2 separate regions of the Homo sapiens genome follow, and region 2 is linked to region 1. A link is an interaction called in ENCODE POLR2A ChIA-PET data of the cell type or tissue named here. Cell type or tissue: OCI-LY7. All regions are shown on one strand. Each heading gives the region's core, and the rest is flanking DNA. Links, peaks and the distances in the headings are about the cores only.

Region 1 (5,374 bases), core at 53-5,052:
AGAGGAGGAAAGGAGGAAGAGAGGAGGAGGAAAGGAGGAGGAGAGGAGGAGGGGAGGGGAGGAGAGGAGAGGAGGCTGCACAGCTGCCCGCAGGAGGGGCTCCTGCTGCAAGACCCCCACAGAGCACCCCTTTAACTTCCTCCATCCCTGGTCTCTAGATTCACATCGATCCAACAGTACGGAAGTGTACTGCAGTGGGGAAAGTGCCACAGATTCCACGCAGGCTGTGAGGCCTTGTGCAAGTTACTTAAGCCCTCTGAATTCCACCTGTAAAATGAGGCTACTTCATGGTTCTATGAAGATGAAAAGAAATGTGATCAAGCCTAGATAAAATCTTGCCTGGTGCCTGCCCCAGCTGGCTGAGCTCTGCCCTTCCTCTGGGACAGGGCCTGACACACAGGAGGTGCTCAGGGTCACCGTGCAGCAATGCTAGTTCACGCTGCCCTGACTGTTCCCCTCTTGGCAGACGGACCCCGTAACACAACCCAAGTGCCCTGTTTCCCCGTTTCCCTGCCCACTCAGCGGCTCCGGACTCTGCCTACAGCCAAGTCCAAGGCCCTCAGCTTGGCTGCAGACCCTTCATGTGCGTCCAACCCAAAGAGGCATTTATCCACTTTCCCCCAGATAATCAGCTCATACCCCACAAGATTATTTGATGTTCTCCAAACTCACCCAGCAGGCCCCGGCTTGTGCCTTAACTCACACAGTCACTCTCTAAGCCTGTAGTGATGGGAATGCTCTTTGTTGAGGTCCTTGTTTCACTCTTCCCAGGGCTGTCCCAGGATTGTCCTCTGTCCTCAGTCCCCAGTGTAGTGTGTGCCTTCCCTAGGACACATGTCTGCCCAGTGCTGTGTCTGTCTAGGCACATGAGGGTGTCTCCCCATCTATCCAGGAGGGGTGGGGGACAGAGCCCTGCCATCGATCTAAACAGAATGCCTCCACATAGGTGGCTTCCCTTGGGGAGCTGAGATGTGGCTTGGGCCTGAGTCCTGGTCCATCAAGAGGGCAGAGCCAAATCCAGAGCTGCAATAGCATCTTTTTTTTTTTTTTTGAGATGGCATCTCACTCTGTTGCCCAGGCTGGAGTGCAATGGTGCAATCTCTGCTTACTACAACCTCTGCCTCCCGGGCTCAAGCAATTTTCCTGCCCCAGCCTCCCGAGTAGCTGGGATTACAGGAGTATGCCACCACACCTGAGTAATTTTTATATTTTCAGTAGAGACGGGGCTTCGCCATGTTGGCCAGGCTGGTTTCAAACTCCTGACCTCAAATGATCTGCCCGCCTCGGCCTCCCACAGTGCTGGCATTACAGGCGTGAGCCACCGCGCCCGGCTACAACAGGGTCTTGTTCCCCACTTGGAGGCGAGGCTGCCCCCACCCCAGCAGCAGAGCATCTGTGCTTCGTCCGCTGGGGCTTCCCAGCTATCTGTGGCCGCGTTCCATTGTCTTGGACTCACTAATTAGACATCATAAAACACTGGGCTCCCTCCCTACACTGGCAGCAGCAGAGCCCAATTCCACCCAGCCAGGCCGCTTCCTCTCCCAGAGCCCTCTACCTCAGTGTGGGGCTCTGATTCCGACCCTGCAGGTCAGGTCTCCCTGCTGCAACCCCTGGGGCTCACTCCCTGTCGAGCTGATCCAGTGAGGCCATCACTCTCGACAAGGTTGAATGAAGGAGGGTGTATGTACAAAGGAGACCCAGGCTGGCTCTCCAGAGGAGGAAGACAGATGGCACCCATGTGAGCAAGGCCAGCTAATTCAGCTGTGAACAGCCACGTGTTGTGACCTGCCAGGGAGTAGGCAGAGCAATTCTTTGTAAGATCCTAGGCCAGCTTTTCCCTGCCCCACGGCAAGCTTCTGGGATGACTTTCCCGGCACTAAGTTGGTGTTAATTAGTGAAAATTATCTAATGCAAGCTCATTTTAACATTAGCTTAAAGCCAAACATAATTAGAAAGATAAATCAGTGGCTAAAAAAAATCCAAAGAAGATACACAAGCGATTTTTAGGATCATCTGCTGGTTGGTGTTACTAGCCTTGAGCTCTCAAGTACATGGACAGAGCGAGGCAGGGCTCAAGAAATATCTGTCGAGGTATTTCTTGATTGATCTATCAGGGTAAGACAAATGGAGTTGGCAGTTTGCCTGGGAGGTGCTGAGACGCAGCAAGGATAACTCTGTGGCTATTGCCAGATGATGTTACCTGGGAGGGCTTCCCTACGGAGGCAAGTTGAGAGTGCAGGGAGGGATATGATTGAAAGTGATCAGGAGGGCATTCAAGTGATGGAAACAGTGTGAGTCCACGTGTCCTGGGCCTCCAGTTTTGTACACAGCCTGCCCTGCCTTTCCACAACTGGCTGATTCAGCCATCAATTCCCAGGAAGCTGCTGTTCACCTGGAGCTCAGTACAGGTGCACAAGCCTGAGAATCGACACATCTCAGTTCCCATCTAGCATCCTATTTACTGGTGGTGTGACCTTATCCTCTCTGAACCTCAGTTTCCTCATCCGTAAAATGAAAAGCTGCTAGATTGTTGTAAAAAAATTAAATGGAATAGGCTAGGCGCGGTGGCTCACGCCTGTAATCCCAGCACTTTAGAAGGTCGAAGAGGGTGGATCACTTGAGGTCAGGAGTTTTGAGACCAGCCTGGCCAACACGGTGAAACCCCATCTCTACTAAAAATAAAAAATTAGCTGGGTGCGGTGGCTCACACCTGTAATCCCAGCACTTTGGGAGGCTGAGACGGGTGGATCACCTGAAGTCAGGAGTTCAAGGCCAGCCTGGGCAACATGGTGAAACCACGTCTCTACTAAAAATACAAAAATTAGCCAGGTGTGGTGGCACACGCCTGTAGTCCCAGCTACTTGGGAGGCTGAGGCGGAAGAATCGCTTGAACCCAGTAGGCAGAGGTTGCAGTGAGCCGAGATAAGAGTCACTGCACTCCAGCCTGGGTGACAGAGCAAGACTCCCTCTCAGAAAATAAAATAAAATAAAATAAAATAAAATAAAATAAAATAAAATAAAATTCTAAAAGGGCTGGCATTTGCCTAGCACTTATATGCCCAATAAGTAATAGCTATCAATATCCCCACCCCTACCACTGTGCTGAAATTTAGTTTCTTTTTGTCACCCCCCATTAGACTTAAGGCAGAATTCTCACCGTACTCCTCTGTAAATTTCTGGTTCCTGGCACATAGTTGGGTCTCAGTGAAACATGGTGAGTGAATGAGCAAATGCAAGGAATCTCCAGGCCATCTGGGAGCCCTCCCAGGCGGGTGAGTTCGGGAAACTCATAGTCTGTCCTCAATGGCCCACTGAAAGGTAGAGAGTTCTGGGTCCCACCTCCGCACCCCCATCTCCTGACTCACTGCTGAAAAATAAATAAATAAATAAAATAACACTTATCCGGAGCCTCCCACATGCCTTGCCAGGACTGCAAGGAGCCCAGCAGAATGATGACCGGCGTGCAAGCTGTGCCCCGGCGTGCATATGTTTCCAGATTATTGGAAACCTGGGCCAGAGAGACTAATAATTAGAAAAGCCATAGGCTCTCTTCCAGGGCTAAGATTATGGGATCATTAGCAAGTCCACAGACTCTGATTTCAGAGAATGAACAAGGAAACTGGGAAGGGCAGCAGCTCCAGCTGAGGCCGGCTGGTCATGGCACCTGGCATGGTGTGTGGGGGTGGGGGCAGGCAGGGATAGCTAGAATGACTCAGCCTTGGGGGTGGCTCAGGACACCCCCCCTGAGCAGGGGGCAGGTGGTCAGCTAGGACGCAGCCCTGGGCTCATTTGTTCTCTGCCCTCCTCCCCACCTCCCCCAGCTTGGATTGGAAGCTTGTCCCCAAATAGGCTCTGCTTTGCACGCTCTAAGAAAAGGGAGGCAGATCTGGCCACCAGCCAAGGTGAGGCAGCATCCCTGGGGGTGAGAAGATGGGGGGACTGACAGTTGCTGGGCTAGGATTCACTTCAAGGTCTCAGCCTGTCAGGGAGGGGCGTAAGTCCCAGGGGGCCAGAAAGTGGCCATAAAGAGGACAATCTAGGTCTCTGGAGAAACTACCTGTACCCAGCTTCCCTGTGTTACCTGCCTCAATGTCACTAGGCAGGAGGAACCCTCTTCCCCAGCCTTAGCACAGAGTGGACCAGCTGGCAGTTGTGTACTTGTCTGTCTCTAGAACTGGTCCAAGAGCCTCCCAGGGCCTGGCTGGCGACATACAGACTTTGAATGTTTCTGCAAGTTTTAGAGGAAGAGATGGCCCCAGAGGACAATTCCCAAGGGCAACTGCCGTGGATGGACACCACTTTGAGCTGAGACCTGGGTGGAATCTCCCCCAGCCTCTTCTGAGTTCTGCAACCTTATGCTTTCCCGGAGCCTCAGGGAAAATATCTCTTCCTTTGCAAGGTGCTGAGGGTTGGATTAACGAAACGAAATGGCACACAGGGCACCGATCCTGTCACTCAACATTAGCCCTTCTTCAGAGAAATCCCTTTTACTGCACGCATCACTCACCCTTCTCAAAGTGCTTTCTCATAGCCTTGAACTAGGTTCTCAGAACAATTTGTGGAAATAAGAAGGCAAGAATTATCCCCATGTTAGAGATGCAGAAACAGAGGCCCAGCAAAGCTAAATGATGTACCCCACGTCACCCAGTGAGCTAGGAAAGAGATGGCCAGGGCAAAAATGACGATTCCCAGGCTCCTGGCTCCCAGCCGCATGGGATCCCTCCACCCGCCAGTGGCCTGGACTTTTGGAGACCTCCACCCAACAGAACTGGCTTTGCTACCGTGAACCTTCAAGAGAAGGTCATGAAGTTTACTGAGGCCCCAACTTCTACTTTTGAACTTTCTGGGAAACACCCATCCTCAGAGGTTCAGGGACCCAAAGTATCGGATTTCAGAGGAGCCAACTCTCCCCTCCCTCTTCCCCAAAGAGGGAAACACAGCCCAAGGCAATGATTACATCAGGGTTAACCATCAGCAGCTCCACCCTCTTGTTCCAATGAAAGCTTTAGTTCTCCAGAACTAAAAGAACTTGGGGAGTCTTTCCAGGCTGCCCTGGGGCTCTCTGGGCTGGGCCTGTGCAGCAGTCTGGCCCTTCAGGATGACCGTGTGTGGGGAACATCCTCAGGGGACCCCCGCTTTAGGAACAAGGAAGCCTCTGCACCTTCCTGCTTTATCCCTCTCTGCCCATGCCAGATCCCAGCATAGATCCTGGGCTGAGGATTCCAACGCCACAGCCTCCCGAAGGCAGCTCGGAGGCCGGCAGAAAGCTGCCCTTACCAACCACGGCCCACCACCACCAAATCAAGGCAAACAGATCAATACAGTGAGCGGCTGGGAGGGCTGTGGGCAGCCACTCCTGTCTCGCTCAAAGGTG
Region 2 (5,374 bases), core at 283-5,282, 1.1 Mb after region 1:
GCATCAATGGCCAAGCTTTTATTTTGTCCAATATTGATGCTATCTGCCCCAAGTTCATCATGTCCCTCAGTGGAACCCCTTTGGCAAAGGGACTTAAAATCAAAAGACTTATAGCTAATTAAACAGTCTAGGCCAGAGGGGAAACCCCCTTTAAGCAATGTAAGAGCCAAAAACCAAAAGCCAAAAGGCAAGGTTCTAAAATTGACTTCTCTATAAATTCAATGCATTGAACTACTGTATTTTTGACTTGTAGAAATTGGCTATACAAAACACAAGCATTTTGTTCAGCCGTTTAGGCATCTGTGTGCTAGTTCTCGATTTGGAGAGTCTGAAATAATTTTCTCTCTCAAAATCAGCCCTTAAAATCTCATGCAATAGTCCCTGGGCCTGCAGGGATTGAATAGTTTCAAATTTTGAAGGCAAAACAAAACATAAAGAATTAGCAATGTTTTACACAAAAAGATCATAAGCCCTGCCTAGTTCTGAGGAGAACAGGAAAGGAAGTTCATAGGTCATTAAACATTTAAATTATTTAGTATCAAGGCATAGAACAAATTATATTATTTCAGATAGAGGCAAAATTATTAAATGAATCTTAATGTTTTTCAATACAAACCTATCCCGATGTCTCATGAAAGCAGTTTGCTTTGATTGTCTCCTTTGCCCAGGTCTAAAGACGAGGCTTTGGCTAACTCGAGTTTGGTGTCAGAGACTGGCAGGAGCCAATGCCTTCTTTAGATGAGATATGTGTACCCAGGAGTCAAAGCCCCATAACTTAACAGCACAAAGATTAGTTAATAGCACCTTTTAGGGCTTTTTTGAGGCTGAAGGTGGTGATACTTGAGTTCATGACCTGACTGGAAGCTGTAAAAAGATTTTACAGACTTCCAGTGATTAACTTTTATAGCTTTGATAAACCTCAGCAGTAAGTCAGGCTCTTAATTTAGGATTTGATTTGAGGATGTTTGTCAAATATGTTAAAAAGCTCAAAACATTTTATCAAAACAGAATAATGGTCATTGTAAAATAGTAGTTACTCATTGAAACAAGGAGATAACTAAAAGACTTTAAAGGCAATACAGAAGGATAAATGGGCGTAAAAGCCTTAACCCTTTTAAATCTCAGTTTTTTTAAGCAATCAAAAACCTATAGCTAGCTGTGATGGCTCATGCCTGTAATCCCAGGATTTTTGGAGGCCGAGGCAGGCGGATCAGCTGAGGTCAGGAGTTTGAGACCAGCCTGGCCAACATGGTGAAACCCCATCTCTACTAAAAATACAAAATTAGCTGGGTGTGGTGGTGCACGCCTGTAATCTCAGCTACTCAGGAGGCTGAGGCAGAATTGCTTGAATCTGGGAGGTGGAAGTTTCAGTGAGCCCAGATCGTGCCATTGCACTCCAGCCTGGATGGCAAGAGCAAAACTCTGTCTCAAAGACAAACAAACAAACAAAACCTAATAAAGACAGCATAGGGGCAGGGCATGGTGGCTCACGCCTGTAATCCCAGCACTTTGGGAGGCCAAGGCAGGCGGATCACGAGGTCAGGAGATCAAGACCATCCTGGCTAACACAGTGAAACCCGTCTCTACTAAAAATACAAAAAATTAGCCGGGTATGATGGCGGACACCTGTAGTCCCAGCTACTTGAGAGGCTGAGGTAGGAGAATGGCATGAACCCGGGAGGCGGAACTTGCAGTGAGCTGAGATCGTGCCACTGCACTCCAGCCTGGGTGACAGAGCGAGACTCCATCTCAAAAAAAAAAAAAAAAAAAAAAAAAAGACAGCATAGGAATTACCTCCATAAAATGTAGAATCTTGTTTCTTGAGCCAGTTGCCAAAAAGGCAAAGAAAAACTTTCTGCGGTGTGACTGCTTCTCCTTATGGGAAGCCCACTTAGATAACCTGGAAGTCAAACTTGATGAAAAAAAGTGCTTTAATTTAATTAGACACAGAAAGAGTATGTTCAAGATCATGAGTATAACAGGGGAATACATGACTCTTAGTAACTGCATGAGAAGTTTCCTGATTAACTGAAAATTTAGACATATCAAGAAAAGCCAAGACAACAGAATCAAGTTATACTGGAGGAAACCACTGCTTTTACAGACTTCTAAGATAAAACATTTCAGCATCTGGCCACAACAGTTAGATCCAGAGGGGAAAAAATTATAGAAGTTGATGGACAAAGTTGAAGGAGAGTTATCATCTCAGGCCTTTTCAAAGGGAGAAAAAGCTGAATGCAGTGAGATACAACAAAAGCTGAACTTTTAAGATATTAATCTAAGAAGTTTTCAAAAGAAACAGTTTATAGAATTAAAAAGCAAATCTTCTTGTAATTTTAATAAGAGCAAATCAATAGCTTAAGAAAGCCCCATTTTAACATAGGGGACTGTTCTTTAGAAATACTATCATAAATAATTCCCTTTTAATCATAGCTAACTTAACCACAAGACAAAATTCCTTTTATAGGCCTGGCGTGGTGGCTCATGCCTGTAATCCCAGCACTTTGAGAGGTCGAGGCAGGCAGATCACCTGAGGTCAACAGTTTGAGACCAGCCTGGCCAACATGGCGAAACCCCGACTCTACTGAAAATACAAAAATTAGCTGGGTGTGGTGGTGCACACCCTTAATCCCAACTACTTAGGAGGCTAAGGCAGGAGAATCATTTGAACCTGGAAGGCAGAGGTTGCAGTGAGCCAAGATCACTCCACTGCACACTAGCCTGGGAGACAGAGCAGACTCCATCTCAAAAAAAAAAACAACCCACAAAATTCCTTTTATAAATTCCCCTTCATGAACATTTTGCAACTTATACAGACCGTCTATGACATGCTTGGAATTTCTGACTTGTCCTATACTTCTCTCTTTCCTAAATAATCATTTTTCTTTAGGACAAAAATTTACCATATGAGGCTATATTTTTATACAAAATCATTTTCTTTTCTTTATAACCTTTCTTACCAAAAACACATCTTCATAACCACAACTTTCTTAACATCTCTCTCCTACTTACTGGTCCTTTCTACCTTCTTTTAGAAGTTACTTTTAAATAACCCCCAAATTACATAAAAGTATTGTGTTAGTTTTCAATAACACAACTTACACGATTATATATTAATTAGAATTTTTATTCTTGGTAACCTTAAATTTTAGTAAAAACCTATGAAGCAAGAAATCCTGAACTGTTTGTTAGATATTAGCATTTTGTAGATGAAACAACTACTCCATAATATTATAAACCATTCCATAATATTACGTTTTCCCATATTATAACATTATAACATGTTTTCACACATTATTTTTTTCTTAATTGGAAATGACCCAGACATCCAAAAAAGCATCTATTATTTAATTCAAAATAATGTCAAGATTTTAAATTATACAAGAAGTCCACTTACAAGCATTTATCTCATTTACATGTACTCAATTTTTTCCATTTTTAACAGTTTATCTAGATTACTTCTGAAAACTGAGATGTTACACAAATCTAGTCATTATTTAAATTTATTTCAGCCTCAGCAACATGGAGAAACTTCATCTCTACAAAAAAATACAAAAATTAGCTGGTACCACGTGGTGGTACACAGCCATAGTTCAGCTTCTTGGGAGACTGAGGTGGGAGGATCACTTAAGCCTGGGAAGAGGAGGTTGCAGTGAGGCAAGTTTGCACCATTGTACTCCAGCCTGGACAACACAGCAAGACCCTGTCTCAAAAAATAAATAAATAAATAAATAAATAAATAAATAAGTTATTTATTTATTAACCATTTTAAAAGTCTGAATAGCAGGTGAACACCCAAGAACCTTAAACGTAAACACATTTTGCCAATAACTCAGAAGATTCAGCTGTTTTAATTAAACCAACAATCTAGTCTTTTTGTCAAAAAAAAATTACACAAAGATAATTTTGGTTTTGTTTGGGTTTATAGTCCTATAACCTTTATGTGAAACTCTGACACCTTAACATGTAGACAGAGACAAATATAAAACCATTTGGTTAAAAAACTCAGACAAAAATGTATTCTGACAATTTTGAAGACATTTCTATCAATAATTTTAGTTTTATTTACCAAAGATTCATGTGAATTTGAAAAGCATCTGGACTTATTTAATTTATGAGTACTCATTTACTTATAATCCAATTTGGTAGCATGCTAGACACAATATACAACATAATACATGTATGTACACACAAGCATATCTAAACATGTATACCTACATGCACAAAGATCCAATAGCTTTTACTTTGGAACTCCAGCCATAAGATAGCAGTACAGACTCACCACTTTATAAAAGATAGCTGGATCCAAATTATTTTTCTGATGAAATTGGAACCTGTTCACATGGCTAAGGAAAGCTGTTTGCCCCAATTTAAGGAAATCTGTGAACCAAAATTTGGGTAAAGTAGTTTCTATGGCAGTTTGGTTTTGAAAACCTTTTTACTCTTCTTTTTTCTGCAGTTTCAAGTGAGTTTCTAGTGTTTCCATTTTAGCTAGAACTGGCTGAAATGTATAAGAAAAACAAAATCTCCAAGTAATGTGGAAACAGTAAGTTTTATCTCAACACCAGTAGCTGAATAACAGCAGATTCAAAGAAGGCAGAAAAGAAAAGAGAGGTAGAGAGCCTTAGAAGACTCTGCTTAACTGTAGAGTTGCAGGTTAACCATTTGACCTCTGAATTTCCCTTACTGTAATTTGCCCATCAGCTTAAAATGTGCACAAAAGTTGGCCATAATATGTAACCAGGTGGAGTCTCAGATTGTCTAGAAAAGAGAGTTGACTTGCTTTCTCCCCCCACAAACCTTGACATGGATTCAGGAAATACTCTGGAGGTCTCAGAGAGGATGACAAAATTAGAGGCTAGGATATTGGAAACTTTCTCCCCTGCAGAGGAGAGAAGCAGCCTATCTTGATGCTTTCTGACCTAGTCTTGGCGGGTGGGATGGAGACTAGTCCAAAGCACCCTTGGAGAAAGGGGTAACACTAAACAGAGACACAAACACAGACAGATCCCATGCAGACAGAGCACTCCATACCAATCCCCAAAGAGGAGAGACTGGAGAAAAGTCCTGAGATCTTGTGTCAAACCCAGAGGGCACCACAGAGTGACCTGTGTTAGGTGCAGATAGCATGGAGGCTCAGATGGCACCAAGATGACCTATGCTAGGTCCAGGTGGCTGGACAGCCCAGATGGCAGAGACAGACAACTCCAGGTGCACTCTGGTTGACTTACCCAGTCCTGAAGGCCATCAACTTACTGAATGCTGCTTTCCTTACACCATCAGAGCATGATAGCACCTGATGCCATGAAAAGGAGGCAAAGGAAAATACCCCAAACAAAGGCAGTCTCTGCATCTGTTGGGAATTCCCAAGGCC

Evidence for each region. ChIA-PET counts read pairs that join two places held together with the same protein. Peaks named below come from ENCODE experiments on the same cell type or tissue, not always from the same donor. Only the 100,000 strongest peaks of a DNase experiment are listed, where the experiment ranks them.
Region 2: POLR2A ChIA-PET joins it to region 1 with 11 read pairs; 2 of 35 experiments call an interaction of 5 or more read pairs at or near these places.

Annotation. Positions count from the first base shown.
Region 1 is chr22:40,001,917-40,007,290 of GRCh38, reverse strand. All of the region lies in intron 1 of FAM83F (family with sequence similarity 83 member F), which reads right to left. Among named protein-coding and RNA genes, the nearest start is that of FAM83F, 9.6 kb to the right of the region's middle. RefSeq lists enhancers at 947-1,446, 1,447-1,948. In OCI-LY7, for the core only: no CTCF peak of the experiment used is centred there; no DNase peak of the experiment used is centred there.
Region 2 is chr22:38,901,679-38,907,052 of GRCh38, reverse strand. All of the region lies in intron 1 of LOC105373032 (a long non-coding RNA gene), which reads right to left. Among named protein-coding and RNA genes, the nearest start is that of CBX6, 32 kb to the right of the region's middle. RefSeq lists enhancers at 1,011-1,180, 1,078-1,247, 3,502-3,671 and a cis regulatory region at 3,586. In OCI-LY7, for the core only: no CTCF peak of the experiment used is centred there; a DNase peak (open chromatin) is centred at 2,832.